Regions from separate parts of the Homo sapiens genome. Here all the other regions are linked to region 1. Evidence: chromatin loops called from intact Hi-C (ENCODE). Cell type or tissue: PC-3. All regions are shown on one strand. Links, peaks and the distances in the headings refer to the core of each region. The heading gives the core; the rest is flanking DNA. Region 1 overlaps LINC02669 (long intergenic non-protein coding RNA 2669). Region 2 overlaps LOC105376360 (a long non-coding RNA gene). Region 3 has its middle 25 kb from the start of PITRM1.

The links. Peaks named below come from ENCODE experiments on the same cell type or tissue, not always from the same donor. Only the 100,000 strongest peaks of a DNase experiment are listed, where the experiment ranks them.
Region 2: it touches region 1 in a loop (7-fold over the local background); 13 of 110 quality-filtered maps call a loop at or near these places.
Region 3: it touches region 1 in a loop (4-fold over the local background); 5 of 110 quality-filtered maps call a loop at or near these places.

What each region holds. Positions count from the first base shown.
Region 1 is chr10:3,464,598-3,472,040 of GRCh38, forward strand. All of the region lies in intron 3 of LINC02669 (long intergenic non-protein coding RNA 2669), which reads right to left. All of the region lies in intron 1 of LOC105376360 (a long non-coding RNA gene), which reads left to right. The region is part of intron 1 of LOC124902538 (a long non-coding RNA gene); the gene reads left to right. Among named protein-coding and RNA genes, the nearest start is that of LINC02669, 35 kb to the right of the region's middle. RefSeq lists an enhancer at 2,711-3,910. In PC-3, for the core only: a CTCF peak has its summit at 2,878; DNase peaks (open chromatin) are centred at 2,994, 3,774 and 4,544; H3K4me3 peaks cover 2,984 bases; H3K27ac peaks cover 4,469 bases.
Region 2 is chr10:3,535,526-3,542,968 of GRCh38, forward strand. All of the region lies in intron 1 of LOC105376360 (a long non-coding RNA gene), which reads left to right. Among named protein-coding and RNA genes, the nearest start is that of LINC02669, 36 kb to the left of the region's middle. In PC-3, for the core only: no CTCF peak of the experiment used is centred there; a DNase peak (open chromatin) is centred at 3,736; H3K4me3 peaks cover 589 bases; H3K27ac peaks cover 2,498 bases.
Region 3 is chr10:3,194,414-3,201,856 of GRCh38, forward strand. No RefSeq gene overlaps it. Among named protein-coding and RNA genes, the nearest start is that of PITRM1, 25 kb to the left of the region's middle. In PC-3, for the core only: a CTCF peak has its summit at 3,123 (motif pointing right); DNase peaks (open chromatin) are centred at 3,298 and 3,418; H3K4me3 peaks cover 814 bases; H3K27ac peaks cover 993 bases.

The DNA of each region.
Region 1 (7,443 bases), core at 797-5,796:
GTTCCTTTGCTGCATATATTTTATGTGTCATTTTGATTTTTTCTTTGAATCGGTTATAACATCTGTTTAATTCCCTCACATCCTACGAGTTAAATATATTCTTAAACATCTATTTATTTATATGTGTATGAGAATGATAATTTTACCTTTTCTAAAAACTACTTTTTAACTGTGCGTATCTGCATGTGTTTAATGATCAGAAGTGATCAGTAGTTTGGAATTAACCTTCCTTTCGGATTAAATCAGTCTGGTATTTCACAGGTGTGTGTGTGTGTGTAAGGCAGTTGTTCCTGTCCACAATTTCGCAAGTAGGTGGTGACAGCATTGTGTTTACATAGCATTTTCAAAAGTGCTTTCCTAACCATAATCTCATGGGCTTCTTTCAACGCCTCTCTGGGCTTTGTTAGGACAAATGATTATCAAAATTTTATCGAGAAGGAAAGGGTGACACATAGAAATGTAAGTGGTTAGAGGAAGAACAAAACAGGTTATAAAAGGATTTCCACGTCTTGCTGGAGAAAAAGCCTTATTGAACATATTAAGCCTGGTAACCACCCACTCCCCTTTCTGTGTGTGAATTCTGACTGAGCGAGATGAACACTCTTCCCAACTTCTCTGTGCTAGCCTGGGATTAGCCTAACTGCGCTGCCTTTTCTGGTGCAGGCTGAAGAGCGTGTCACAGTTGAACTCTGGAGTTTACTTGGGTTGGTCTGTGTTTATGACAAGTATGGAACTCATTCAAAAGTTACCAAAGCTGTACTTTTCTCATTCTCTGAGTCTCCCTCATCAGCAGGGTGAAGTCCTCATATTATGGTCTTATAACTGTCAACCTGATGAGCATTTTTTAAAGTGATCTCTGGACAAACATTCTCCTGGCTGTGAGGACAAGCTGCAGTTCGGACCAGCCTCCTGTGGAAGCAAACATGCAGTCACTGGCCTCCAGAGTTTGGCTTAACACAGCTCTTCCTCTTCCTGAAAGTTACAGCAGGAAGCCGTTTTCAACGTTGCTTGTAAAACTGTAACTTCAGCATTACACAAACTTCAGGAATGAAAGCTCACCTGCAGGAACATGAGTGAATATAAACAGGGGTGCCTAGAACCACTGCTCACAGCTAGAAGCCTGCGCGGGAGATGGGGGTGACAGGATAGGAACGGGGCGGCTCAGGCCCCAGCCATGGCACCATCACAGAGTGCGTGCCTCCCTCCTGTTTTCATGCACGTGGCACATGCCGGAGGCAGCCAGGTCACCAAGTGGTCAGAGCTTTCCTCTGCTTTACACCACGTAGGACCCATCTGAGCATTTTCCGGAATAATTATAGGGTGATTTTTCAGGGAACGTGGGCAGTGTTTCTATTTTCAACTTTAAGTTTCATGGAGGAAATTTTTAGAGTAAATGGTGTTATGTATATGGCTATATTTCAGCTAAAATCTGTATTCAGTTGGTTTAAGATTTGAAGGAAAGAATAAGGAGATTATAGATTGGAGACTGGCTTCTCAGGAAGTTTCTACAGAATCTAATCTTATCTCATTGCTTGTATTTGTACTTCTCTATTCAGAAACAACTAACAATATAGAGTTTTTCATCTTTTCGGAACCATTAGAGTTTGTTCTTTTTTTTTTTTTTTTTTTTTTTTTTTTTTTTTTGTGAGACGGAGTCTCGCTCCGTTGCCCAGGCTGGAATGCAGTGGCCTGATCTCAGCTCACTGCAAGCTCCACCTCCCGTGTTTATGCCATTCTCCTGCCTCAGCCTTCCGAGTAGCTGGGACTACAGGCGCCCACCACCATGCTTAGCTAATTTTTTGTATTTTTAGTAAAGACGGGGTTTCACCGTGTTAGCCAGGATGGTCTCGATCTCCTGACGTCATGATCTGCCTGCCTCGGCCTCCCAAAGTGCTGGAGGCCGTGAGCCACCAGCTACAGGCGTGAGCCACCGTGCCTGACCTCGACTTTGTTCTTAAAAATGTAAAAATATCTATTTTTTTGCAGTTTTCCCTTTTGGCAATAAAAGTATCATTATATATTAGGTCTTTAATATATATAATGCCATTAATAGATATAGACTTTATTAATGAATGTTAGAATATATAATGTGTGTGTATATTATATATTCTAACATTCAGTGTATATATATATATATACACACACACACATTATATATTCTAACATTCAGTGTATGTATATAAATATACACACACATTGTATACTCTAACAGTCATTAATAAAGTCTATATAGAATGAAAATTATGACATTTAGGTTCTTACTGACTGAAGCCATTTTAAATATTAGATGTTAGTGTAACTTTTTTGATTGTTCACAGACTATTCAATGTCTGAAGTTGTTTTACTATCTTCAAGGGCAAAATAAAATTCTTTGTACACTTGCTTGAGTTTTCTTTGTTTACCTTGAGGATGAGCTGGTGAAGACTTAAAGGCAAATTGAATGCATCTGGTTTCAGATCCAATGAGTGCAGCTCACAGAGGGTTTTCTTAAAAAGGCATTTGTATCTTTTGTAGAAGCACATTGGAGATCTTTCACAAGCCCTTGAAGAAGTCAGGAATAAAAAGTTGCAACTTCCCCGGGAGAGAGCAACTCTGACCCTAAAAGTTAACGTTACATCCCAAACGTGGAAAACAGGAAATTTCAGATGGGTTTTGGCAAAACACATAGTGCCACTCCTTCTCTTGGTGTGCTAAGTTTTCCCAAGTCTGTGTACTCCTTATAGCGCAGGAATTCTCCAAAGGCCAACATTTCAGTTCCAGAAAGAGAAATAGAATCAACGGCAACAACAACAAAACAACTTTACCAAGAGCAAGCAAATTGCCTCGTCTTGGTGACTCCTCTGCAAAACTGCAAATTCCACCCCCGTGCGGCGGGGCAGGACATCTCCCAGACAGCTGGGGACACCCTTTCCAGCGGGAGCGGGAGGCGCTGTTGTTCAGGAAAGGAAGTTGTGTGTTTGTGAATGAGCGCACTTTGTGGTTCATGTGTTTGGGCAGGACAAACTACACCACAGGGTTGGGCGGGGCTGTGTGTGCTGGGCACGTACGCTTCTTTGTTTTGTCAGCTTCCCGAGAGATCAGGGAGAGCATAGATATATCCCTTTTTCAGTTCAGAGGAAAACACCTAACAACAACCTCAACAAACACAACAACAACAGCAAAAGGACGAAGCGTGAGCCAGAAATTCCATCTGCGTGAGTATGCTGGGAAAAGCCTGGCGAGGAATCCTGGTTGGTGAAAAACAGATTCGGTGCTTATTGTTCTGCTCTGTAAGTCACCAAAGAAATGTGGGCGTGTGCTGCTGGAAAGAAAATAGACTTCCACAAAAAGTATGAATCACTTTTGTTAATTGTCAAAGAAAATATATATTAAGTGATTACTTAGCTTCTGGAATTAAAACAAAATGAAAACAAACAAGCATCCTCTGTCTCTCAATACTTTTAAAACTGAAGATGGCAAAATAAGGCAAACCAAAGCCACCAGTGCATCTTGGCATGGTCAGCAGAGGAGGGCAAGTTTTCTAAAACCTTAAAAAGTATCTTGGTGTCATGAGCCTTAGAGTTATTTGAAATGCAGTTATGTGAAACCCCCCTCTATCTTTCATGAAGCCTCAGAAAGGAGTCCAGGGAGCCGGGGTTTGTGGAAGTTAGAATTTATCTGATGATCCAGAGCTGCTTCTCCCCCACGATAGGTCACCGTGAATCGGAGTATTTTGTGGTTGGCCTTTTCAAACAGGCAAGCATTTGGTGGTTTGTCTTTTGTTTAATTTGTTACCAGATCACACAAGATATTTTTCAACAGAATTTCAGAAAGCATCTTGGGAAATCCACAAAAATGGGCTGAGTCATCTAACCAGAAACAGTCCACACCACATCTGACTCTGAATGCCTGGCTTTTCTTTCTTTGGGGAGAAAGTTCTCAGCATCAGTTGGATGAAAGGGCAGGGAAGTCGAGATTGATTTGGGGTTTACAGGGACATAAAGAGAAATTACCAGCCCCAGACTCTGAAAATTTTTAAGGTATCAGAAAAGTGCTTGTGATAGAACCTGATGATTGCTTTTGGTGCCTGGGATGGTTATTAAGGGTCAAAATAATGTGGAGATGCCATCATGGAAAAGTGACTGTGATATGAATCTGTTGCTAAAAATGATGATTTCAAGGAGCAGAATGACATTCCATCCACCTATGACACGCACTTCACATTTGGTTAAGGGTTAGGCCAAGAGCTTTTTTTCTTTCTTTCTTTCTTTCTTTCTTTCTTTCTTTCTTTCTTTCTTTCTTTCTTTCTTTCTCTCTCTCTCTCTCTTTCTTTCTTTCTTTCTTTCTCCCTCTCTCTCTCTCTCTCTCCTCTTTCTTTCTTTCTTTCTTTCTTTTTGTACAGCTCTTGCAGCTCTAAACCCACAAAGCAGGTTAGGTTTCCTCTGGCCTGTGACCTAATCTTTAGTATTAGAGGAGGCACTGATTTGTTTGCTCTGATGTAAGCCCAAAGGGAATTTGGCTTCTTGATTTATAACAGGATTGGGTTTCAGGCCTCTAACAGTTAAAACCGGTCTTCAGCAGAGACTCAAGCAGGGGGAATGAAAGTTACACAGTGCGTGGATTAGTCCTTTGGTGTTTTTGACACAGTTTCTTTTCATAGGAGAATCTTATTTCAAATAGGGAGGCGTTTCCCCGTTTTAGAAAATGCTTGTGAAATGCATGACTCATTACGCCCTTGCAAAGAGCCAAAAAAAGTTCTGCAGAGTCTAGGACAGGACTAAACCGCAGCTAAGTCTAATATTTCAGTCTTGCTGAAACAGCTGTTCCCACTCGGGTCCGAGAGCGGGTGGGAGTAGAGATGGTGTGTGGGGGGGTCCCCACTTCAGTTCCCCAAAGCATCAGCTGCTCCCTGTCTTGAACAGAATCAGCTCCAACAGGGAGAGGCTTGGACATGCCCGCCATTGACGCTGCCAGGCCTCGAACTCTCCTGAGAGTTGGATTTTTCCCAGTCTGTGCTATCTCACTCTTATTTGAGGAATTTGAGTCAGAGCAAAATGTGGGCAGAGAAGGAGAAGGAACACCAACACCTCAATTATTGAGGGAAAAGACGTGCAGGTTTTCTGTAGCAGTGAACCTGAAGGAAGACACTGCTTTGTGTCTGGCTCCCAAAGAAAAAGGCCAAGTTGATCTTTCCTGTGAAACAGCTGAAGGTACCACCTTGAAAACTGGATGTTTTCCCAACTGTGGGCCAAGTTTCAGCTTGAATACAGTCATCCTCGGTATCCCTGGGGAACTGGCTCCAGCACACCCTCCCCACAACATCAGTGACTACCCAAATCCACAAAATGGTGTAGTGTTTGCATATAACTGATGCACATCCTCCTGTTTGCTTTAAATCATCTCTACATACCTTATATCTAATACAAGATAAATGCCATTGAAATAGTCGTTGTACTGTATTTTTTGTTTGTATTATTGTTATTGTTTTTTTTTTTTTTTTGAGATGGAGTCTTACTCTGTCACCCAGGCTGGAGTGCAGTGGTGCCATCTCAGCGCACTACAGCTTCCGCCTCCTGTGTTCAGGCCATTCTTGTGCCTCAGCCTCCCAAGTAGCTGGGACTACAGGCATGCACAACCATGCCGGGCTAATTTTTGTACTTTTAGTAGAGACAGGGTTTTACCATGTTGACCAGGCTGGTGTCGAACTCCTGACCTCAAGTGATCCACCTGCCTTTGCATTCCAAAGTGCTGGGATTACAGACTTGAGTCACCGTGCCGGGCCGTGTTATTTTGTATAGTTTGTTCCATCTGCGGTTGGTTGAATCCACTGATGTGGGACTCCAGTATATGGGCAGCGGGCTGTGTGTCACTGGCCCCGTGTTAATAGGTACCTGTGTTTTCCTATTTGCTGTTATGTCAACAAAAACCGAGAACAATCCCTTCTAAGGGTGACTGCTTTTAGCTTCAAAATCAAGAACACTAAAACTCCAGCATCCATAGGAAAGTATCGCACGGACTTAACCATATCATCTTCCTGAGAAATGGATGGAGGCCAGGTGTGCTACCCGTCACTGAGCTTTATCCGGGGAGAGAGAACCAGGTGAGTATTGCCAGGTGGTGTTGGAAAGCAACAGCAGCCATCCCCATACGCGGGAGAGGGTCCCAACCACATGTGGGGAGATGATTTAAAGGAAACAGGAGGATGTGCATCAGTTATATGCAAACACTACACCATTTTGTGGATTTGGGTAGTCACTGATGTTGTGGGGAGAGAGAGAGAGAGAGAGAGAGAGAGAGGGAGAGGGAGAGAGAGAGAGAGAGAGAGAGAGAGAGAGAGAGAGAGAGAGAGAGAGAGAGAGAGAGAGAGAGGCTTCCGTCCTCAGACCCAGAACAAGACTTCAGCATCTCAATAGCAGCAGGGAGTGGAACCTACTATTACTTTTTTTTTTTTTTCCTGATACAAACCATGCACTGAGTTTCAAAAGGGAATTTTTGGCTAGGTGTGGTGGCTCCCTCCTGTAATCCCAGCACTTTGGGAGGCCAAGGTGGGTGGATCACTCGAGGTCAGGAGTTCGAGACCTGCCTGGCCAACATGGTGAAACCCCGTCTGTACTAAAAATACAAAAATTAGCTGGGCAGGGTGGCGAGCACCTGTAATCCAAGCTACTCGGGAATCTGAAGCAGGAGAATCACTTGAACCCGGGAGGCGGAGGTTGCAGTGAGCCGAGATCACATCACCTCACTCTAACCTGGGTAACAGGCTCTGTCTCAAAAAAAAAAAAAAAAAGGGAAATTTTTATTTATTGTTTACTAAGAAACACCATAAAATATTTTTGGAGTGTGTGTGTGTATGTGTGTGTAGTCAAAAACCACAGAATAATTGACACATGCCTTTTTGACAATCTTGTCTCTTAACACTGAGTTCAAAACACACTGACGCTGTCCTGAGAGGCCACCGACAGAGAGAAGCAGGGCCCCCTCTATAGAAGCCGTTTCTTGGGAAAGGTCCAGATTTCTCCCAGCACTTCCTCCTCTATTCTCTCTGTTATTCATGCTACATCGGACATCCCATGCTGCGACTTCCCCCTCTTCAAATGGATTTTCAACAAAGTCTCTCTTTGTTAATCAAAACTTTTTTGATTACTTTCTTTATCACTTTTTTTTTTAAATTCAGAAGTATTTTAGTGGCTTGGCTCCCTGCCGTCTCTCAAAACTGTAGTGAGGTGTGAGGAGGGCAGGAGCCGACCCCGTCTGCGTCTGCACAGACCATCGTTCTGTGGGTATCAAAGCTGCCATGTCCCTCCCAAGAGACACAGCAACATTTTGTGCTACAATAGTTTACTGCATTTAGTATCCATTCATTATTGAAAAACAGATTTTTCTCATAGACTTGGACCTACCCCTCCCAGGAGAACGTTATGCAGAATTTTTCTGCATAACGATGTGGCTTATCTTTGATGTGGA
Region 2 (7,443 bases), core at 1,463-6,462, 72 kb after region 1:
TTAGCTCTGAGCTGGAGTGCCCGGGAACAGTGCAAATCACTCGGACGAGGCCTTGCAGAACACTTGATGCGTTCAGCTCCATGCAGCCCTTAGAGTGGCCTGTGCTGCTCAGCAGCCTGCACAGGCCCCGAGCAGAGGCCCCAGGGTGGCCTTTGTCTGTAGAAGCCCTGAGCCCTCCAAATGTCCCCATGGGCTGCCCCGTATTTGGTCTCAGGAGAGTTTACTTCTAATTTTGCACTTGGGAGTTGAAATGGGCTAGTTTTCTCATCAACTTTCCTTCTCATCCAACAGCACCTTCTCAGTGGCCTGGGCAGGGGATGCTCTACCAGGTCTCAGGCTCCGTCCCCACGGTTGGCACTGCCCCCCACTCACACTGACCTCAGAGCTTATACCAAGGCAGGGCAGAGCTGAAATCCTACAGAAAATAGGCCTGGGAATACTGTGCTTAATTACTGAAAGACTGTGGCACTTCAGGTGGTCTGTGGGTTGATGGGACCTAGGACACCAAATGTGGGGCCATGGGGGCTCCTGTGCCCTTCCCAAGGCCTTCCACACACCTGCCCATGTGCTGTCCTAGAAGCCTCACCTGATTGTGAACAAACCCCTGCCAGGCCATGTTCCCCTCCATTGCCAGGAGCCTGTTCATCTTATTCCTGCTGCAGAAACCCACCGCTGCCCGGGGGGCCACCCCTTGAGGCCTATTTTGTACCTTTTTTTAATGTGGATGTTCTGATACTGAATTTGGACTACAGAACATGATCAAACATTCACTTCTCTGTAGGAACATACGTTTACTTTTATGTGGATTGAACGTGGATTCCTTCTCCTTGCTGCAAGAGTGCTTTGAAGATACTGGATTAATTACATTGTACCTTACCTTGTAATGAACTGTTTATATCATTTTATTCAAATACACAAGGAAGTTTTTAGGACTTCATCTATTTTTTTTAATTCTTTTAAAATTCTGGGCCTTTAATGTAGCTCCTGCTGTGTAATCACTTGTTAAATTTTTGCAGAATGAAAATAACACATCAGTGAGTCTTGCCCTGTTCTCTCTTGATGAGCCTTCCCTGTTCTCTCCTAACTTCCCTGCACCCAAATCCCTTGTATTTGTAGCCTTCTTGACACAAGCAGGGTCTAGTTCCAAATGCCTTTTGCGTGTTGCTTATAATCCTCATAGCAGCCCTGGCAGTAAGGACCTATTATTGTCCCGATGTTACCAATGAGAAAGTGAATGCAATTAAGTCACTTACTTATGAGTAGCAGAGCTGGGATTTGAATCCAGAGAGTCTGGAACACACATCTCACCACTACAATCCTTACACTTTTCCATATGTAGGGCTTCCCTATTTCCTGATATATCAAAAGCTCTTGGAGACAATGGATAAATGGTAGGGTGAAGACTTGATTCACAGCACATAACGTGGAAGGTTGAAAGTAGATCCTCATAACCATCTGTTTGGATAATACAGAATTTCTTCTTTCTTCAAGACCCTCCAGAGATAGCTGTAAGGATAAATGAAATGACTTCTGTTGAAAACGCAAAACTCCTTTGAACCAAAAACCTTTCCATAAAGAAAATAAAATATAAAACCTGTATAGTCCCCTAACAATGAAGCCATAACAACAAAAAACAAGAGCAGTATTTCGAGTCTGAAATGCCTACCCTTAATCTGCCTGTAGTTGCCGGTGTATAATTTAATGTGCTTTTTGGAGTTACTACCAAGATAATTTCAAATTTACACTTTGAAAGTTCGAAACTGAATTATCTTGGCTTAAAAATAGTCCACTCTTAGTCAAAAAGAGAAGCAGCACATTTGTGTCAGTTATCTATTTAGGGACAAAATAGAGTTCGAAAAAAGAAATTAAGATACTATGAAAAATTCTGCTTTTGTGTAAGTTCAGTACAATATTTTGAACTTTATGTTTTTCTAAGACCAAATTATTTAACTTGAGCCTCAATTTTGGGATTGACGCCTCTTAGGCATTTCCATAATTTAATTCCCTGTGCTGTCTAGGTCCATTATTTTAATTTCTGATCTTATGCCTATTCAAATTACTTTTCTTCACAATATTTTATCTATATTTTAATACCTCATTAAAATTTGACCTCTGCAGGAAGCCCTTTCCTGCATTTCTACTGTATTTGCATGACATCATTTAAAAGAGATCTGGTCCTCCTGACTTCAGCCTTGGAATGTTGTAAAGGAAGCATCGTTCCAAAGCTCTGGTATCCTCCCAGTGCCTGGCACCATGCTGGGCACGAAACGGACCAGATGCTTATTTGGTTTCCATTAACAGCAGACACCTGCCCCTGCCATTGACTGAATTACCTATTTCCACATGCTCCACACTAGGACAGGTGGCCTCCCATCACAGTTCCCATCCTTCACCATTTGACCTCAGGGCGCCTTAAATTCTGTTTCTATACATTCCCTCTATAGCTAATTGAGGCCTTCCTAAACGCCAGCCACCATTTAGCCCTTTACGTATATGGTTGGCTCATAAATACCCCTGAGAGGTAGGATGGTTCCCACCCCATGACAGATGAGGAAACTGAGGCACAGGTGAGGCTGCCAGTTTCCCCAACCACTCAGCTGGGGTGTGGCAGGGCAGATGACAGAACCAGGGACCACAAACCCTAAAGGGCGGCAGCGGCAGCAGCAGCAGCAGCAGCCTCTGCACGGGCACGGGTGGCGTTGGTTTTGTGTGTCTGCTGTTTGTTAGGGGTCCAGCCTGTCTGTTGCTGCTGTCTGTGTGTCTGTGTGTCTCATGCGATGCATCATTCATTGCATGGGGACCCTGTTTTGAGGCCTATCCGAAGTTTCATCCTGTTCCTAAGCTGCTCTAACCCGACTTCAGAGCTGTCTGCATCTCAATCCCATGATCTCACTCCAGAGGCAAAAACAAACCCTGTGAAGTGGGCAGACATTGCCCGTAACTGCAAAGTGTAACAATGTTGTTGTCATCATTATCCAATAACGCCAGAGCAAAGACATTGTTTTTCACTTTTATTATTATACATCAAAGATATGGTATTTTCCATGTATGTTCATTTAGTCCTTAAGTAAATATTTGTCGATTACATCATTGGATCTTCACAGAAGTGGCTCCTGACTAAACAACACTGTATTGTAAGAGAAATGGCATCATTTTTTAGCATATTTTCTCTTTAGAAAAGAAGACAGAGATTTGAATTTGGGCGACACACATAATAAAATGGATGTTTTCTTTTTAACAACCAAATCATACTCGAATTACAAAACCCTCCAGGCATTATCAGTTAATGCAAACACAGGAGGAAGATTTCTGCTCTCCGATTACATAAAACGTCTCCCCATTCCCAAGATCCTGGAGCCTCTCTCCCAGCGTCAGCTGTGGACCGCGGGTTTTGCAGAACGGGAATTCAGGCACTGTGATCTCAGCCAGTGAGGAGGTCAGATCAGGGCCCCAGGTTTGCCTGGTGGACCTTCCGAGTGGAAAGCAGCCAATGATTTGTTACCATGCAGGACAGCCGCCTCCGGGAACCCGTGTGTGGCCCGGGTGCCACGCAGCCTCGCGACCCCTGCCTCTCTTCACTGGCTTGTTCTCTGCCTCAGTCAGAGCCAATGACTTAGTGGCATCACAATTTTCTCAAACTTGCCAGAACTTTCTGGAATGTACTTAAAGAAAGCCATGACTCTGCCTCTTGTTAGCTGACATTCATTAGAGGCTTTGTGTCAGAGCTGGAAGCCATGAGTCACACTTGCTGATACAAGGGGAGATCTCAGCAGGAGGAACGGGCCTCGTGGTGCCCGTGCGCTTCCTGGAATTGTGCTGTAAGTGAAATGAGATGCTGGTGCCTGGGAGACCAGAGCTCAGCCCACATGGACTCCTCTGACACTTCGTCTACACTTAGAAACCTCCAAGCAGGCACAGGCCAGGCGCAGGTCACTTTCTTCAGCCCCATCTCCCCAGGCAGCCCCAGAGGCGGCGGCAGTGGGCTCCCAACTTCATGAATCCGCTGGAGCACGGAGATGTGGCGTGAAAACATGTCACACTCCTGGAGACGTGCATGAAGCCTCCTGGTGGCCTCAGAGTGTCTGGGGCCACCGGTCCTTTGAGATTTTAAGGAAAACAGTGTGTTTTCTGCTGTCTCCCCCTGACACAGCACTCTGAAAATCAAGCCGGAGCACCTGCAGAACCTCAGCACTGTCCAGAGCATCGTTGTGAGGGTCGGTTGCTGACCCAGGGCACGTCAGCCCCTGGAGGCCGAGTTACACTAACCTAGCCTCTGTTCCCTACATTCCTTGGTGTGGACTCTGGAATGGACCATGGAGAGAGAGGACATGAGAGCTGGAACTTTAATGCCCATTCCTTCGGCTCTGGATGTGGGAAATACAGGTCATGCCGAGATAACACACTTTTCACCACAGGGGCGTTCACAGGAAGGCCACACGCTTCATGTCAAGGGTTAGACCAGAGGCTCAGGGCTGTGTATTCACAGTAACGGCCAAGGAGGAAGGGATGGAGTTGATGCAACTGGAAACCCCCTTAGCAGTTGACATTAGACCCTGTCTTGCAGAGGTGCTGAGGGACGAGCTGCCTTTGAAGCCTGGCGCACGCATCTCCCAAGGCTGCGGCAACCAAGCACTGTGGATCAGGCGGCCTCAACAGTGGGAATGCAGGTTCTCACACTCCCTGGGGCTGGATGTCCTGAACAAGGTGTTGGTTCCTCTTGAGGTCTCTCTTCTTGTCTGGTAGACGCCATCTTCTCCCAGCGTCCTCACACCATCGCCCTCTGTGTCCCAATCTCCTCTTCTTACAAAGACACCGTCAGATTGGACGAGACCGCATGCTAATGACCCTGTTTTAACTCAGTTAACTCTGGAAAGACCTCATCACCACAGTTCTCACCTTCCCAGGAGGTTCAGACTTCAACACCTGAAAACTAAGGACACAACTTACTCCTTAACAGTGTGTGTGTGCCTGCATGTTCTTAAATCTTCAAAAAACTATGCAGTTGAAGAATTTGGGAAAATGCTTCTAGGCCATACATGGTCCTGTACTGTCATTTAAACAGTCCCCCCACTCTCCCCCACACACACAGGGCCCTCGTCTCTGAGGGTCTTCTCCACAGACACCTCCCACATCCACAAAATGAGATGCCCAAGCTAGAGGGTCCCCTGGCACCCTTTAGAGAAGGACAGAAATAAGACGGAGGAAGAGGAGGGCTGTGGATAGGCCTGAGTCACTTCATCACAGATACCTCTTTAGAAAACCCTATGGATTGACTTCTTGGTGTAAATGATAAATGGCCTTTGAGAAAAGTTGGAAAATATGGATAAAATATAATAGAGGAAACAAAAATACATGTGTTAGGTAAACTTAGCCGTAACAACTGTTCAGTTATCTGGGGGTGGGAAGTACCCCCAGCCCTTGTTGCTGTGGGAATGTGAGTAGCTGTTCCCTGTGCTTGAAAAGTCAATATGCAATTATATCTACATGGGGGTGAACAGGCTGCCCACACAGTGTTAGAGCTTGCCTTTTTTTCACCTAGCCTTCCACATAATTGAAAATAATTCAGAACTTTAATTTTTAGTGACTACATAATATTTTATCTTAACAATATGCCAAAACTATTTAATCATTCTCTTGGTGTTGACTATTTCTGATATTAACAGTTCCGTGTGGCTAGAACAAACATTATTGCCCATAAATCTTCATAGGTAGTCATATTATTTATTAGGATATATTCCTAGAAATGGAGTTACCCGATGAAGGGGCATGGATAATTTCAGATCTATTGTTACAAATCAGAACATCACTTTTTGGAAATTCTTAGACTTTACCAGGAGTGAATGAGATTGTTCATCTACCAAAAATTCTAGCAGCAATGGGGAGTTTTATTAAACACACAAACAAAAACCACACACACACACACACACACACACACACACACACACAGAAAGAAAGAAAAAAGGGTTGCACCCTTTATTAGGCAAAAAGAAAAAAAAATGATATCTCAATGTTGTAAGAATTTGAGTTTCTTTTCCTTACTGGTGAGGTTGAGGAATTTTTTATTCATTTCTCATTTTCTGTGTTTAAGCACTGGGCTGTCTTTCCGTTGGAAGCGGTTTGCCAATAATCTTTGTGGCACGTAGTTTCCCAGTTTCTTATATATAATACCTTTTAGTTATTTGACAGTAACAGTTTTTTGACTTAGGCTTTTTACTTTATCCCAATGTATGAAATTTCAGGATGCACAAGGCTTTCTCTTGGCTACTCCTGGGGTCGAGCTCAGTGGCTGTTGATTGCAGGAGAGGCCAGGACCAGCACTAAGGAAAGTTGCAACCAGGAGAAGGCCAGTGCTTTGGTGATAATGTTGCTGATCCTGAATAGTAACCAAATGTCTGTGTTTTGTTTCATGATTTTTTCCATTAATTATCTGCTTAGAAAGTCTTTTCTTCTTCCTCACATCCATTAAATGTTCCACTTTCCAAAAAAATTGTTATGTTTAATGTTTTAGCTGTCTATATTTTCTATTCAATTCTTCTTCAGTTTATTTTTGTATATGGTATGAATTAAGGATGTTAATTTATTCCCCCCAACCGAATCTACAAACTTTTCAACATCATTTATGAATTAATTGTCCTTTTATTATTACTCACTAAGTTTTTCTCTATTAGCATTTGTTTCTGGGAAAATGAACCTTTTCCGATGATTAAGCTCTTTATTCTTCTGCCAATATTGCAGAATGGTAATTCCTGTAGATCTAGTAGGGCTACCTCTCCCTCATTACTCACTCGTATTTTTTCTTTTTAAAACATTTTTCCTTGGAAACTTGTGTTTCCCCATGAGTCATTCAATCATTTATAAGACTGTAGCCCTGCCATCTGACCATGGATGAGAAGAATTCAGACCCGATGCCAGTGAGGAGGAGCTGGTGAAAAAGGAAGATAATTCTGGGAAGAGGCTGCAGCCCTGGGCTGCGAGGTGGACCTGGGCTGAAGCCACATGTGGAAGGAGCTTGCTGGAGCTGCTGGTCAGTGCAGCAGCATGGGGAACTGGGCCCACAGCGTGGTGCTTCATGAACCTTGCATGCTTCCTGGCCACTCTCGCAGAATAGTCAGACTCTGTGAAACCGTCAGGCTCCTTAAACTCTGTTGAATCCTCTGGTTGCCTCACTGATATGGTTTGGCTGTGTGCCCACCCAAATCTCATCTCAAATTGTTAACTCCCACAGTTCCCACCTGTCATGGGAGGAACCTGGTGGGAGGGGGTTGAATTAGGGGGTGGGTCTTTCCTGTGCTGTTCTCGTGATAATGAATGAGTCTCATGAGATCTGATGGTTTTAACAAGGGGAGTTTCCCTGCACGAGCTCTCTTCTCTTCACTTGTCTGCTGCCATGGGAGACGTGCCTTTCACCTTCCACCATGAGGTCTCCCCAGCCAGGCAGAATTA
Region 3 (7,443 bases), core at 1,005-6,004, 270 kb before region 1:
AAAAGAGAAAAACGAAAATATCTTCTGAATATCTATAGTTCAGTTTAACACGAATTCAAAATAATATGCAACGAATTCATGATATTGAGATTTTCAAGTATCCTGGCTGGGCACGGCGGCTCATGCCTGTAGTCCCAGCACTTTGAAAGGCTGAGGCAGGCAGATTGCTTCTGCTCAGGGGTCTGAGACGAGTTTGGACAACAGAGCGAAACCCTGTCTCTACAAAAAATACAAAACATTAGCTGGGTGTGGTGGCACATGCCTGTGGTCCCAGCTACTCGGGAGGCTGAGACGGGAAGATGGATTGAAGCCGGGAGCTCAAGGCTGCTCTGCGCCACTGCACTCCAGCCTCGGTGGCAGAGCAAGGCTCCGTCTTAAAAAAAAATTCTGTTCAGGGAAACAGGGAACAATGAACTGATTAACTCCACTTCTACCCTCTTACTGTTTTTTCTATTTGTCCTCACTGAAATTTGTTACTCTGTCCTCTGACTGGAGGCCCTGGTGGCTCCTGGGCTGGGCTGGGGCCCCCTGTGTGCACAGACCCCTTTGGGAAATGGAGTGGAAACCTGAGAGTTTGTGTCCTGAAGAGTCAGATGGAAGCTCAGGAGCCAGCAGACACTGAGCACCTGTCTTTGTCACCACACAGGGCTCTGCCCATCACAGGAGACACTCAGGGGCTCAGGTTCCAGAACTTTCCCCCGCTGGCCTCAGGCCGGGGGAGCAGCTCCCCTTCACCCATCGAGAAGGCCTGTGCAGGCTCTAGTGTCCGGGAGAAGGGCCATGTCTGCCTCACTTCCATCTTCCCAGGAGGTCCTTCTGAAAAAAATGTCACTATCACCCCTGTTTCTATTTCAGCTTCCCGTTGTTTTTCTCAGTTCATTGGAATACGGGCCTAGAATTTCCATCTCAGCATGGTCTCTCTCGTATTCTCCCACTTGCTGGCGGTCTTCCAAGAGCCATCCCAGCAAACGCTGGGGCATTTTTGTCCAGTTATGCCACCAGCCCACCACGGGGACCGAGCCTGGACCTTTGGATCAGAGCTTTATTGGTGAGGCCAACGCAGAGGTGGGTGATTCATCATGGATTACCAGGGTGGGCTTTGGAGCCAGGGCCCTGGGTGTAAGTTCAGCTCTACTTCTTAAAGCTGTAGGACCCGGGCAGGTCCCTTGGGGGCCCTGTGACTCTGTTTCTTCTTCTACAAAACGACAATGTTCACGGAAGAGCTCCTGGCTCAAGCGTTATCAAGATTCATGAGTACATACAGGTAAAGCACCCAGCACAGAGTATCATATAAATGCTTGTTGCTATGAATATCATCCTATTCCCTGGTGGTGTTTGGGGAACCTCTTTTCCCTTCTCTCCCGGGTAGATTCGCCTGCAGTGAGTGGGAGTTCTGTGGCTCCTGGGGTCATCGGCTGAGTCCCTCTCCGGCTTCTCCTTCCTGACTGTGAATTGCTGTGTGGCCACGCTTGGGTGTGTCTCTCTCCATTCTCTGTTGCTCGTGGCAGCTGTCGCTTTGGAGTCATGATTCCAGTTGGAACTGAGAAGCAAATACTGCCCACCTGGCCATGGACACTGGCTGCCCGTTCAGAAGCTGTCCAGCCACCAGCAGCTGCCCTCTGAACGACTGCCTTCTAGAATGTCTAGTTTGCCAAACATCAATTTGTTAAAATTACAGGTTTATTGTTTCTTTGAAACCAACTTACCCCACATCAGGCCACAAACTGAATATGTAATTCCAGGGTACTGAGCCTGGCTGGTGTTGACGCTGCTTCACTTTCTTGTTTTCTTTTTTCTTTTCTTTTTCTTTTTCTTTTTTTTTTTTTTGAGATGGAGTCTCACTCTGTCACCCAGGCTGGAGTGCAGTGGCACGATCTCAGCTCACTGCAGCCTCTGCCTCCCAGGGTTCAAGCAATTCTCATGCCTCAGCCTCCCAAGTAGCTGGGACTACAGGCGCCCGCCACCACATTCGGCCAAGTTTTGTATTTTTAGCAGAGATGGGGTTTCACCATGTTGGCCAGGGTGGTCTTGAACTCCTGACCTCAGGTGATCCGCCCATCTCGGTCTCCCAAAGTGCTGGGATTACTGGTGTGAACCACTGCGCCCGGCCAACATTTCACTTTCTAAAGCCACATTTTTAAGGTACGCAGCCCACGCTTCATGCCGGGCCTGGGAGGGGGTTCCTGGTTGTAAACCTGTCTCTGACCTCCCAGCTGGCTCAGAGATGTCCCCAACCCAGAGTCCAGAGGACAGCCCACTTTGGGGAGGAAGCTCGCTTGGGGTCCTGGGTGTAAAGCCAGCCAAAGCAACACCACATTTCTGGCCTTGGCTGGAAAAGGGCAGCTGAGAGCATCACCCCTGTCTGCCGGCCACGGTCTTCTCTCTCCTCTCAGAAACGGGTCTTGGATCTCTTCAGATCGTGTGTCCATCAGGCTAGACTGGGAACCAGTTTTCAGTTGTAGCCTTTCTAAAGAGGCGTCACTATTGTTTCTGTTTCTATTTCAGCTTTCTATCACGTTCCCTCAGTCCAGGGAGACCTGGGCATGGAATTCCCATCTCAGCTCGGCCTCTGCCGTGGTCTGCAACTTGCTGGCGGTCTCCCAAGAGTCATCCCAGCAAACGTGGGGGCTCTTTTGTCCTGTTATGTGAATGGCCACCACGGGGAACATTCCCGCCCACTGGGGCCTGTGGGGGCTGTGTTCACCCCGGGGTGGGGAGGGGGGTCTGGCCCTGCAGGTGGGTCCTCAGGCCCCAGGCAGGGGTGTCCTTGGATGAGCTGTCCTGCTGGGGGGCCATGCAGAGCTGCCGAGGAGAAGGAACAGGCAATGAGGCCGAGGCCAGGGGCGTCCCCTCGCTTCCTTCCAAGGCTTCCTTCCGGGACCTCTCATCTTGGAGGCTGCTTTTTCTTTTGGTTCATTTCATCTGGATTTTACCAAGGAGAAAAATGCACTGGGGGAAGCAAGGAGTTACAGGCCGAGGGCTGAGTGGTTTGCTTTAGTCCTGCACACCCCAGACACCCCGGCCGCTTTCCCAGCAGTCCAGGAATTAATTCCAGGAATGCTCTGCGTCCCAGCCTCCTGCAGCGGGACTCTCTGTCCGCTGCTTCCAGCCGAAGGCCACCGGAGGGCAGCAGAGGCCTGGCTGAACCGGGCCGGGCGCTGCCGAGACTCTGGGAACGTCTCCCACTCAGTCTCCCTCGTTCTACAGCTGGTAGCAGGCAGGTGCTGCTGGTTCCTTCCATCAGGAGGGAGTGACCGCTGACCATTGCGTTACCACATGGAGCAGCGAAAGGAGACGTCCCCATCAGGTCTTCCAGCAACGGCAGCTCAGAATTTTCACTGGGATCTCTCAAAAATGCATTCATTTAAGGGATAGCTGTCTGTTTGTGGATTTCTTAGGGTTGAGTCATTACACGAGGCTTATCAGGGACAGGGATCAGTGCTTCGGTGTCACTGGTGAAAAGAAGCTCATAAAACAACTTTCGGGATTAGCTCATTCGCCAGTGATTGCGACTGTGGCAAACCACACTGCCCCCAGCACGGCGGGTGTCAATTATGTGACACAGACTCTAAAACGAGGTGATGTTAAAGAGGCTTCATAAAATTGTCTTGTATACAACTCCCAGAATATTACTTAGGAATATAGTTCCACTGAGTGCAAATGCAGTCAATATTTATTTGAAAATGTGAAAATCTAGCCAATTGGATATATGCAGGTGATTGAGATAATTCAAACTTTAATGTCTTTTTGAATATTGCATTCTCTTGTTTATTCTTTGGCATTTAAACCAGTCTGAAGCTCAGCTGATTCTCATGATTTAGGATTGGAATGCCCAGTGTTTCAGGTGAATCGTGTTTAGGGCTAATTTGGGCTCTGAGAAGGGCCCATTCGTTACTTAAGAAGTGCTTGGTTGTCTTAGCCAGCTCGGGCCGTGACAAAATACCGAAGACTGAGTGACTTCAGCAGCAAACAGGGATTCCTCACAGTTCTGGAGACTGAAGTCTAAGGTCAAGGCACCGGCAGATTCACTTGCTGATGAGGGCCTTTTCCTGGTTGAGAGAGGGCACCTTCTCACTGTATCCTCACATGGGGGTGGGGGAGAGAGAGAGAGGAGAGACAGAGAGAGGAGAGGGAGAGAGAGAGAGCTCTGCCCCCTTCCTCTTCTTTTTACAGCGCTGGTCCCATCGTGGGGCCCCAAGTCATAGCTTCATCCAACCCTCATTGTCTCCCCAAGTTCCTGCCTCTAAATACTGCCATATGAGGGGCTTGGGCTTTGACATGAATTTTTGGGGTGAACACAAGCATTCAATGCATGCCCAAGGGGACACTGGTGGTCATGTGATGGCCGAATTGTGTCTCCCAGGAAATCCTACATGGAAGCCCCAACCCCTGGGACCTCAGATTATGACTGTATTTGGAGATAGGGTCTTTAAAGAGGTAATTAATGTAAAATGAGGCCATCAGGGTAGTCTCTAAACCACAGGGTTGATGTCCTGATAAGAGGAGGAGATTCGGATGCAGGTGCACACAGAGGGACGACCCTGTGAGGACACAGGGAGAAGACGCCGTCTGCAAGCCATGGAGAGGACTCAGGATGAACTGGCCCTGCCCACACCATCATCTCAGACTTGCAGCCTCTAGGACTGTGAGAAATACCTTGCTGGGAGTTAAACCCCCAGTCTGTGGTGCTTTGTGGCGACAGCCCTCGTGCACAGAGACACCAGGCTGGGGAAGCGTGGCTCAGCCTTGAAGAAGCAGCAGAGAGATCACACAGATGGAGACAGATGTGGGGAAGGGATCCAGCCACTGGCCTCAGCTTTTCTGCACCCCCTTAGCTCCTGCTGACCTGGAGGTCTCTCCCAGCCTGGGTTTAGTTTTAGTAGAAATCGGGGCAGCTTTCTCACACATTCAGGCAGAACAAACACAGAACAGACGGTCACGTGCACGGATGTCATGGGGCAAACTGAAGCACAAACACACACGGGCCTCACCTGCCCAGCGCAGCCCCAGGGTCCCCAGTCTGGTTAGGGTCCCTGGCTGGTTAGGGTCCCTAGCTGCTTAGGGTCTCCTCCACTGTCAGGGCAGGTGAGGCCCATTTGTGTGTCTGGGCCGGGACCAGAGTGAGAATTCAGGTTGTGGTGTCAGCAGGCGAACAGGGAGGTGAGGAGGGCAGCTTGCAGGGACCAGCAGGTAAGGCAGAAGAGGAACTTCAGACACAGAGAAGTAAATGAGGAAGCAAATCGCAGCACACAGAGGCATCTGCGGGGCTCGTTTCTGGAAGGCTGAGGATGGAGGAGTATGTGTGTGGTCTCAACCATGCGTCAGGAAACCCACTGAGTCAAAGCTGCTCGCCCTGGCTCAGGTGCTGCTGGCTGCTCCTGGCTGCCTTACAGCCTTCTAAGAGCCCGCTGGAAACTCTCCAGACCTGGCGGCAAGCAGGTCCCTAGGTGTCAGGACTCATGGCTGCAGGCTTATTCCCTAGGCTCAAGGCCACCATCCTGCGAATGAGGCAAACGATTGGAGCCCTGTCCCATCTGATCATAACTGATGCTTGCAAGTCTTATAAAACAAGTAAAAACTGAGCACTTACTGTGTGCCGGGTGGTCTGTTTGGGGTTGAAAGCATCCACATGAACAAGACATCCTTCATCAGCCAGAAGGGTGGATTCTTTTGGAGGGAAGGGGTGCCAGGTAGCTGGTTGTGCAGGGGATCCTTGTAGATGGCCAAGACATAAAGCCCACCTTTCCAGGAAGCCAGACGCATTGCTCCTGGCGTAGTGCTCGGCCCAGCTGTCGAACTTGCCCTGCTCATTACTGAGGACTCTGACTATATTGGTCTGCTCTCACGCTGCTAATAAAGACATACTGGAGACTGGGTAATTTATAAAGGAAAGAGCTTTAATGGACTCGCAATTCCACAGGGCTGGGGCGGCCTCAAAATCATGGTGGAAGAGCAAGGGACGTCTTACATGGCAGCAGGCAAGAGAGAGCTTGTGTAGGGGAACTCCCCTTTATAAAACCATCAGATCTCATGAGACTCACTCACGATCAAGAGAACAGCACAGAAAAAAAACCCACCCCCATGATTCAATTACCTCCCACTGGGTTCCTCCCATGACGCATGGGAATCGTGGGAGCTACAGTTCAAGATGAGATTTGGGTGGGGACAGAGCCAAACCCTATCACTGACCTGGGGAGGGCTTTCCTATGAGGCACTTAGCCCTGCCTGTGAACTTGCCACTTTCCCTGCCTGTTTAACCTCACTGGATTGAGAGTTCCTTAAAGTTTGAGATGAACTCTGTCTGGTTCACTTCTTCTAGCGCCTGGCACGGGATAGATGACCCCCTCATATTTGTTAAAGAATGAAAGAGAGATTTCAAGAACTTTGTTAACTCAAAATCACACAACCTACACATTTAGAAAGGAAACTACCTTCCAAAGGGTTACAGGCTGCAAGGTGGCCATCCCAACAGGCTGGGAAGCATTGCCCAGCCTGGAGCCTGGGAGGCAGTCACCTGCGAGGGAGAGGAGAATGGAACAGGGGTCCATGCTGAATGGATTGGCCAAGCATGCATATTCAACAGATTATAGGAGCAGCTATGAATATTCATGAAGGGGGCTGGCACATGCATAATGCACAAACATGCCTGTTACATATGACCCAAGTTCACCTTGGGGTGTAAACCCAACATTTAAATGAGTTACAGTTGGGCCATATACATCAAATGTTCTTTTCAGGACACAGAGGCACTCAAGTGCTCAGCCTCTGTAAAGCAGCTGGAACCAGTCCATGCTTGGGGGTCTTTTAATTAGGAGAAAGTTACTGAAATCAGTCTCTGGCCTAATCAAAGCTGTAGTGGTGGCTGCTGGAATGGGGTTCCGTTGGGCGGTGTCTGATGGTTGGTGAGCTCTAACTGCTGCGACATTGCTCATCTCGGGGCCAGGGCTTATTTAGCTGCCAGAGAAAAAGAAACACCTTATGAGAGTTAGAACACAGTTTATTCTTTAAGTGTGGGGTGTGTGACTTAACCCTTGCCTGGTACTGCCTTAGGGTCTGTGTAAAATTTGGTATTATATTGCCACAGAGTTCCCTCTGTCAGTCTTGTGGTCTCTGTTCTAACGTAAATGCTGGTCAGTTGTGCCTAAACCCCAAAAGAGTGGGGTGTAATGAGGCTTGAGGGACTTAGAATTTTCCTTTTGGCTTACACTTCCCTAGTGTGAATGTGGGAGCATGTGGCGGGCACTGGGGACCGTGGGGTCCTGGGTTGGGCCTGGAGGGAAGTTCACGGTGATGCTGAGTGAGGATGAGCAGCTCTGGGATGGAATGCGACACGCTGAGCCATGCCATGTGCAACGTGTTTGCGTTGAGAAGCCAGAAGAAGTTTAGGGATTTTCTCTTTGCTGTGACCTGCAGTCCCTTTACTTCTTCAGCGGGACTTTCTTT